Linked DNA regions of Homo sapiens: region 2 is linked to region 1. Evidence: chromatin contacts called from ENCODE Hi-C or POLR2A ChIA-PET data. All regions are on one chromosome and are shown on one strand. Each heading gives the region's core, a stretch centred on a gene start or an enhancer-like site at or near the end of the contact. The rest is flanking DNA. Distances are from core to core; before and after follow the strand shown. Region 1 overlaps CCDC93 (CCC complex scaffolding subunit CCDC93). Region 2 holds the start of CCDC93 (CCC complex scaffolding subunit CCDC93).

Region 1 (4,605 bases), core at 1,317-3,816:
AGCATATTAGGGTGCCATATTTGGGGGCAACAGCCCGTGGACTCCTTCACTTATTACCCTTCACACTAGCCCTCCCTCTAGCATGTGTATGGGAAGTCTGGCCTTTTCTCCCCTGCCCCTGTCAAACAAGGCTGGCCCCCTGCTGGCCCTGGGACTCACTTTGCTCCATCTTCCCTTTCCCTTTAACATTGCGGCATTCCTGACTTCCTCACGCACCCCCCCCCCCACTACACTATGGCATCACAGCTTTAGGAGTCCAGATCTCTCTTCCAGTGTTTCTATTTTCTACCTTATCTTACCTCTTGTCAGGGGGAAAGTATTTTGACTTCTAGAGCAAGAAGGTCTGAAATCAGTATTTCTTCCTTGGGGTTGAAGGTCACTCATCAGCGTTACACCCACAGTGCCCTTTGGCTTTTAGGTCCGCATTCCATCTCCTTCCCCCATTTTGACTCTCAGTTGCTTAAATAAAGGTGAATTATGAACCTTGTCAACTATGCTGAAGGCCTTAAGGACTGTTTATCTGTTAAAAACATAGTTTGGGTATATTTTTCTAAGTGTTAATGGTGTTAGGAAAACAAGACTTATAGTTTTGATTTTGGATGTAAACAAAATTGCACACCTATAATATTTCAGTTTTGTTATGGGTTCAGTCAATTTTGAGAGGCTAACTTAAGCACCTAACCGTGCTATGAAACTGCTACTCTGGGGAAATGCATTTTATGTGCCATATATTTGACTTGCAAGAGGAGGTTTGGAGCACAGCCACCAGAATGCTGGAGTTAGCCTATTCCTCAGTATTCAAAGCCTAATTTTGAGTTCTTGAAGTCATTCTAGGCAACTCAAAGTTAGGCCTTGAATACTAAGGAACAGGCTAACTCCAGCATTCTGTAGTTAGTAAATAAAACACGGCATACCTCTCCCAACCTGTTTGTGTCTCCTATGATGATAAGGCCTATGACATGCTCATAAAAGATATTTAGTAAGTTCTTGTCAAATGAATAAAGAACAAAGTTCACAGTCCTTGGTATTTAGGGCTTTTTATGTCCCTATTTTGTTTTATATTCCAAATAGATAACCATCTTAGTTTGGCCTGAGGTAATTGTTCTTGAAAGTTAGTTTGTTTTCTAGAATTGTGGTGTCCAGTATGGTAGCCACTATCCATATGTGGCTATTGAGCAATTGAAATGCGACTAGTGTGGCTCAGGAACAGAATTTTGATTTTAATTAAGTTAAATTTAAATTTTAAGATTTGTGCTTGATTTAGTTAATGGGAAATGTTTATCTTTGGAATAACTTGGTCATATGAACCTACTAACCTAGTAATTAAAAAATTGTATGTGTGTCCTTCTTTATATTTCTTTTGTACTGTGCTGTTCTAAATGTACATCCTTGATTTAAAGACTGGGTCCTATGACTAAGGTATGAAGAAGTGAACTGGATGATGGGAGGAGCTCTTTGGTGCTAACAGTGTAGGTAGCAAGAATCAGAGCTAAAGAAGAGGAATGCAGGAGCAAATGGAAGCATGCGGCACTGCGGATCAGAGCTGTCACTTGGGGGAAACGGGCAGGGCTGACAGGAAAAGAGGAAAGCGAGGCAGTAGTTAATAGGCAGTTGAGGACAGAGCTTTGTCATGGAAATCTCACTACTTTGTGACATGGATGAGGCCTTTAGAAAAATCATGTGGACTCTTCATTCATGCAGCAACCATTAATTGAGCACCTACTATGTGCCAGGCACTGAACTGCCAGGCAATGGGGATATTGAAGTGAATGAAGCTGTACATGAATATTTATAGTAGCACTGTAAATATGTTGCATAATATATTGCACAATTATGAATTTAGCAATTCATAATTGCTAAAAAGTAGAAACAACCCAGATGTCTGTCAGCTGATGAAACAAAATGTGGCTTACTCATATAATGGGATATTATTCAGCCATAAAATGGAATTAAGTAGTGATTCATGCTTCAACCTGGATGAACTTTGAAAATATTCTCATGAGTCAAAGAAGCCAGACACAAAGGCCACATTTTGAGTGATTTCATTTCTATGAAATCTCCAGAATTAGCAAATCCATAGAGACAGAAGGTAGATCAGTGGTAGCCAAGGGCTGGGAAGAGGGAAGAATTGTGATTAACTGCTAATAGTAACAGAGTTTCTTTTTGAGGTGATGGAGCTTTTCTTGATTTCGATAATAGCGATGGTTGCACAACATAGTGAATACACTAAAATCCAGTGAGCAATACACTTTGAAATGGTGAATTTTATATTATATGAATTATGTCAGTTTTTAAAATATTTTTTTAAAGTGAATGAAGCAAATTTCTTCCTCTCCAGAGGCTCAACAGAAAGGCTTAGCGGATTACTCATGAGGGATAATTATGTTCACCATACAATGAGTGCGTTGGCTGTCACAGAAGCTCACATCTGGAGGGCTTACTAAAAGAGTCTTCCCAGAGCCTCTGTCTTTAAGGAGGAGTAGATTCGTCCTAGGAATCAAGTCACTCAGATTTGGTTGTTCACTTCCTTATTTGGAAAATCCGTGAAGTCCCTGGGCCTTAGATAAAGGGCTTTATGTCTTCTGCCCTAAAAGTCTCCACAGACTAAAGGCATAAAAAAGGAAAGATGAATACTCAAGATGCAAGGACACTATAGGAGTGGGAAACTTGGGCAAGACCTTGTATTGTTCAGGGTTCCCTGGTTGAAAAAACAGTACCCTCCCACTAGTTTCAGCAGAAGGGATTGGTTACAGGGCTGGATGAGAACTAGGCTGAGCCAGGGTCAGCTCTCAAGCTTCACATTAGAACTGGAGCTCCAGGATACTGTTTCTGCCTCCAAAATCAGGAAGCTAGCTAGCAGCCTGTAGGATTGGGAAGCTGGTGCTATAGCGGCTTGACAAGGAAGGAAACCACGCTGCTTCTGTCAAATTAGGAAGCTCTGAAAAACCAAGAAGCCACTGTGATAGCTGCTAGCCCCAGAACCTGGCTGTTTCTACTGTGATCCACACCAACACAATGGATCCTTTATGCTTCCCTCTTTCCTCCTTTAACTGTTCCATATTGAAAACTCTAGCAAATGCATCTGATTGGTGGAACGTTAACAGTATTCAGAACCCTAGGTGCAAGGGAGTATGGAAAATAGTCTCTTTTCCAGCCTCAGCAGTACTAGAAGATGCAATAGATATTAAGCCAGTCCACAGAATCTGCCATAAGGTCCTTTACAGAATTCGTGTGGATAGCCAAAATTTAACCTTGGTCTGCTACACTTTGGACCTATAGGTTTATTTCTAAAGGGTGGACATACTGCCCAGCAGTGACTTTTTGGTTTCCCCAGTTATATGACAATCTGTTGCAAGGTCAGATGATACTTTTGGCTTCTTGATTTTTGCATTTTTTCACTTATGTTTAGTTTGTTTGTTCAGTGAATATTGGAAAAACCAGATATAAAGGTAGAATCTTTGCCCTCAGGAGAATGATACAGATAAGTAACAGTTGCATGTATTCACCATCTGGGAAGTGAGAGGAGCATGAACAGATGCAGGGATGGATAGGCCAGGCTGAGCACATGTGCATGGGGGATGCTTCACAGGGGAGGAGCTTTAGAGCTGAGGAGTGGAGGGTGAGTAGGGAAGCAGGGGCGAGAGGGGAACAGCTTAGTTTGTGCAGAGCTCTCTGTTCAGGTAGTAAGTGTAATAGGAACACAGAAGGTGCTGCTGGTGGTGAGGTGAAACACTTGTTAGGCTGAGCCATGGAAGAGAGGCTTTATAAGGCTCCTGAGGAGGTTCTGTTTTCTTCTGAGGGAAGAGGCCTGCCATTGATAAATGTGCATCAGGCCAATGCAGAAGTTGGACAAGGAATGGGCAGGAAGAGTGTGGGGAGTGAAGCTGGAGGACCAAGACCAGGTGAGCACACAACCCAGAAGTGAGGCACAGAGTAGCCTTAAACTTGTTCTTTATTTTCATTTATTTATTTTTGAGACAGAGTCTTGCTCTGTCACCCAGGCTGGAGTCCAGTGCTATGATCTCGGCTCACTGCAACCTCTGCCTCCTGGGTTCAAGTGATTCTGGTGCTTCAGCCTCCCAAGTAGCTGGGACTACAGGCGTGTGCCACTATGCCCAGCTGCTTTTTGTGTTTTTAGTAGAGACAGGGTTTCACCATGTTGGCCAGGCTAGTCTCAAATTCCTGACGTCAGGTGATAGGCCCGCCTCAGCCTCCCAAAGTGCTGGGATTACAGCACTTTGCAGGCGTGAGCCAGCGCGCCTGGCTCAATTTGTTCTTAAATGTTTGCATTAACTTTATTTTCTTACAAATCACTTAAAGGTGTATGAGGCTGGGTGGTTTGCATTTTGCTTTTTGTTGAGGGTTGAATGGATTTTGCATTGTTATACTTGCTTTTTAAAAAAACATAGATTAATTAGAGCCAGAAAATAAACTACTTGAAACTGAATTGTGTTTTTGTGTTTTTTTTAATTTAAGGTTGTGTGAAGTGAGTACACATTATTGGCATCATGCTTGGATTATGTTTGGGAATAAAAAGTGTGCTAGACTCTAAGTTATGGAAGTAGCCATTAAAGCGCATATTTGGCTTAAGGAAACACATTTACA
Region 2 (4,605 bases), core at 532-3,031, 34 kb before region 1:
ACAGCTGTTTAGGCTTGCCTGCTATGTGAGATCTTACTACCTGTTCCTAGGCATCAGTACCTGTCTGGTCACTCAACAGTGGCCACAAATTATTATCACTCTCCATTCCCCATCAACCTATACCATTTCAGTGAATGACAGTTTTAAAACTACAAAAACAACACATTTGGGAAGTTATGAGAGTAGAAATTGAAGTTTATTGGCTTCACAAAGGATAAGAGCAAGATATACCACACAGGAGGGTTCCCATCTCAATACCTTAACTTGCATATTCAGATTATTCAAATTATTGGGGACCAGGGTTTGGGGATCGTGCACAGCTTTGAGTAATATTTGCTAGTTATATTTAAGAACAAAATGGCATCCTTAGGGCAGTTCCAACTATTTGTGAGCTCTGGCTCCAGACAAACCTCTGTCTGTCAGGATGAACTCCAGGAGGAGTACAAAAGGTGCAAAAATAAAATAAAATAGAAAACATCATATATATATACACGTATATATATACACACATATATACACGTATATATATATACACACATATATATATATACACGTATATATATATAGTTTTTAGACAGGGTCTTGCTCTGTCACCCAAGCAGGAGTGCAGTGGTGTTATCATAGCTCACTGCAACCTCAACCTTCCTGGCTCAAGCAATTCTCCCACCTCAGCCTACCGGCTAGCTGGGACCACTGGCACCGGGCTAATTTTCTTATTTTTTGTAGAGATGGAGGTCTCACTATGTTGCCCAGGTTGGTCTCCAACTCCTAGGTTCAAGTGATACTCCCGCCTCGACCCCCAAAGTGCTGGGATTACAGGCATGTGCCACCGCGCCTGCCTACTCTTTTAAAGACGCTAGGGATGCAAAGAAGAGACGAAAGCAAACACGAAACCTTTTTGATCTCAAGGAACTAAAGGTCTGAGTCTGACACTTCCCATCCCACACACATATACAGAGGGAAGGATCTCTTCTCCAGCAAAAGTTTTCACGAAAGTCATCTCTTTCCTCATTGCTTAAAAGAAACAAAAAGCCAAGAAGCCGTTATGGAGCGGGTGTGGGGGCCTGTGACCTTTTGTCTAGTTGCCATCCTCCGGGACCAACAAGGGGTACATCAAATAAGGGACGCGGCGGCTCAAATGACATGAACATAGGAGTCCGCATTCTCTGAGATGTCATTCCTCCAGGAAGACCCAGGAACCGTGAATAGGGCGGGGTGGTGGGCAATATCTGAAGCGAGGTTTCCTGGGAACGCGATGCCACTGGCCAGGACGCTGGAGAGGGCAGCGGGCTTGAAGAATCCCTTCTCAAGGGGTCCGTTCCTGGGTCGTATATGGAGAAGTCTGTCCAAGCGTGTGTCTGTAAGGTCTAGAGCCGGGCGTGCATTCAGAATCCTCAAGCTCATCTGTACTTGGACTCTGACCCTGAAGCGAGGCGGTTTCCGAAGTCTGATTCACCGAGGGGACAGGACCTATTTGGGGCATCCGATGGCAGCGAGAAGAGAAGGGAGCCGAAATGCAAAATATTCTCAAGATGCAGGAGGAACCCCTCTCAAAGAGCGCCACGGAGAAAACTTCAGAGTACGGGCGCGATGATCCAGCACAACGCCAGGACCTGCAGCCCAGCCCACCTCTCCCCGGGCTGCTGTGGCGCAGGCGCAGTGGCGCCGCGCTCCGGCCCCAGCGCGCATGCTCTGCCCGGCTGCGGCGCTTCGGGCAGGCGGCGGCGGCGGCGGCGGCGGCGGCAGAGGGAGTTTCCGCTTTGTACTCCACCCCGGTAGCAGCTCCGCGGCAGGGACAGCTTCCTCCGGACGCTTGGCGGGCTTCGCTCTCGCCTTACGACAGCCCGGTCGGATCATGGGGTTGCCCAGGGGGCCGGAGGGCCAGGGTCTCCCGGAGGTAAGAACGCCTCCTCCTTCCCTGACACGTCGGGGTTCCTGAAGAGAGGGCCGAGCCGCGGGGCGGCGGGCTGAGCGGGCCCTGGGTGCGTTAGGGGCGCCCCGCCCCCTTCCTCAGGCGTATCCACCTCAGGGAAGCGCCGACCCTCTTCTTGGAGGCGGGGAGCAGGTACCCCTGCATGGGCAGGGGGCGGCGGGCGGGTGAGGACAAACTTAAGCCGCTCCCGGGTCTCTTGGGGCGCAGGTGGCCTTCCTAGCCCGACACCTGCTCTGACGCAGCCCCACGCGCCGCGGGGTCCTGGGCTCCCACCTTTCTCCCTGTCCGGGACGGGCTCCCCCACCCCGCGCCGCAGGGCTAGCCCCGAGGGCCGAGGCTGCTGGGCGCTGGAGTCACGAGACCGCTCTCCGAGGCGGTTCGGGCTCGGGTGGTGACCTTGGGACGTCTACCGCCACCCCGCAGAGTCCCGGCGGCCCGCCCCACCCGCCTTGCTGTCGGGAGGGAATGCCACCCTCCTTGCGTGGACCCGGGCCGGGGCGGCGGGAGGAAGTTTGGGAGACTTGCGCGCACCAGGGAGGTGTCCCGCTGGGTCAGCGCGCCGGGGCGTTCGGGGTGGGACGCACTCCAGGGGTGCTGTGTGGCGGGGGACCCGGCTCTGGGCGGAAAGGCTGCGGCTTCTCCAGAAGAGGGCGGGGTTCTTTTCCAAAGGTGTTTGTTAAGTACTCACTTAGTGCTAGGGAGGGGGTCATGAGTGGTTTGCGGATTTCCACGTTTGCTGGGAATACAGGGAAAGTGTATTCATTTTCTTTTGGCTGCAAATACCACTTAGCATCTCATAGGTAGTTTGCATCTGTCGTCCCTTTCAGTTGATTTTACTCAAAGGCTAGTCTAGTTTACTGGATTCTGGAGAGAAATGGAAGCCACGCCGCACCTCTGCCTTTTTCCTAAGGTTCTGGAGCAGGCATTGGGCAGGGTGACTGCTTGCTTGACGTGGTGAGTCGTCCCTTCACACTTACCTGCCAGTGACCAATGTTACTCCTCTGCATTCCTCCCAAATCCTCAGTTCTTTCATATCACAAGTATCCACTAATTGAGGGATCACTGTGTTCTGTGTCCAGAAGCTGGGAATATATATAGTCTGAAAGGACAGATTTGTTTGTCAGTGTGTGCTCCCCGAATGCAAGTCCATTTTGTTGTCTTAAGAAAACCTGACAAGCATAATGTTGTCAGAACCCCTGTATTAGGTAAAATCTTACATGCACGTTGCCTGGGATGGGACCCAGGATAGTGAACAATAGGATTTGTACTGTGACATTTGAAGTTTTCTTTTTTGCCACTTCTGTATTCTAGGCTCTCATCAAGTTTTTGCCTGGCCTTTTGCTGTAGACTTCTGTCTGGTCTCCCACGTTCTACTTTAAATCCGTCCAACCCAATATTCCACAGTACTATCAGTGGAGGTCTTTCTGGGGGGAAAATAAATAAATTAATTAATGAAGAGCAACCTGCTGCTGTATGTCCTTCGTTTAAACTTTCACTGACTGCTAAGAGGCCACACTCACCAGGTCAAGCAATAACTTATCATCATTTAGTTCAGAAGCTAGTAAATATAAATATGGATAGTCTGTGTTATTAGGATGTCACTAGACCAGTTAATTCATTAAATTCATTCTTTTTTTTTTTTTTGAGACAGAGTCTCACTCTGTCACCGAGGCTGGAGTGCAATGGCGTGAGCTCGGTTCATTGCAACCTCTGCCTCCCAGGTTCAAGCAATTCTTATGCCTCAGGCTTCCCAGTAGCTGGGATTGCAGATGTGAGCCACTGCCCTGCCCGAATTCATTCTTTTTAACCCTTTACAAAGATAGCTAGACTTGGCCTGCCTTCCAGCTTACAACAACTATAGTGGACGGAAATTGAAAGTTTATTGGGCTTTGTGTAAGAGCTCATTGTTGTTTGTCTTTGTCAGAAATTTAGCTTCAACAACTGGATGTATTAACCAGCCTGGTGGATTTTTATTGCTTCAAGAGAGGGTCTTTCATTCCCAGCAGATCAGACAGTGGCCCTTTTCCATTTGATTTCAGTGTTAATCTGCTAAGTGAATTTGGAGTCATACATTCCCATTTAGTGTCTTGTGCCAAAATTACTTCACAAGTTATATTGCAAAAGTAAACTTCTCCATGCTAGGGGTGAGTGGATGGAAGCCTGGGCCCTGCATCTGTGGTGGGGTGGCCAGTGGGTGTCCATTAGATAGGTGTTGAGGCAGTGATGATCCTATTTTTTTTTGGTTTTTTTTGTCTTCTTCTCATGTTTTCATAATAAATGATTGAACAAATGAAGTGTTCCTGTTTTACACCCCAGAAGTTTTAAGAAAGTACTTATATTATCTCATTTTCTTTTTCTGCTGACTTGAACTACAACTACTCTTTAGCTTCTCTTTTCTTAGAGTGTTTTCACTTGTAGACGTTTCTCAACCATCCCAGATTTTTTGCAGAAGGGAGAGAAGGTGTGAATTATTTATATTACTTAAGAAAATTTTTATGTCCACTAGGAACTAGTGAATGCTGATCTTCAGGATCCTTAATGGACTGGACCAGGGTCATTTCAGAGACGGATGTAGCTCAGTGCTGTCACCTCCCCCACGCCACTCCTACTCTATTGCAGGGGATTATCAGTCACTTTAATAATTCTGTATTAACTATATTTTAATATGTATA

Evidence for each region. Hi-C counts contacts between places; a loop is a spot of excess contacts on that map. ChIA-PET counts read pairs that join two places held with the same protein, here RNA polymerase II (POLR2A). Pooled maps may share reads with other maps.
Region 2: a loop to region 1 is called in a map of CD14-positive monocyte, with 4 times the contacts of the local background. The contact joins the promoter of CCDC93 here to the enhancer-like site in region 1. A Hi-C loop is called at or near these places in 5 of 168 maps with a recorded cell type or tissue (CD14-positive monocyte, CD8-positive, alpha-beta T cell, Caco-2 and 2 more) and 2 of 50 pooled maps. POLR2A ChIA-PET finds 5 or more read pairs at or near these places in 5 of 52 experiments (B cell, MCF 10A, T-cell and 1 more).

The regions. Positions count from the first base shown.
Region 1 is chr2:117,978,377-117,982,981 of GRCh38, reverse strand. The region is part of intron 7 of CCDC93 (CCC complex scaffolding subunit CCDC93); the gene reads left to right. Among named protein-coding and RNA genes, the nearest start is that of CCDC93, 33 kb to the left of the region's middle. Within about 2 kb of position 2,566, at least 8 of the 41 ENCODE cell types and tissues checked have a DNase peak (open chromatin) inside an H3K27ac peak, as active enhancers do; they include CD14-positive monocyte and mammary epithelial cell, where a contact is called at or near this core.
Region 2 is chr2:118,011,246-118,015,850 of GRCh38, reverse strand. It overlaps CCDC93 (CCC complex scaffolding subunit CCDC93), which reads left to right and starts at 1,781. Exons shown (of 24, transcript NM_019044.5): 1 at 1,781-1,897. The coding sequence starts at 1,856. RefSeq lists silencers at 1,574-1,773, 2,244-2,293.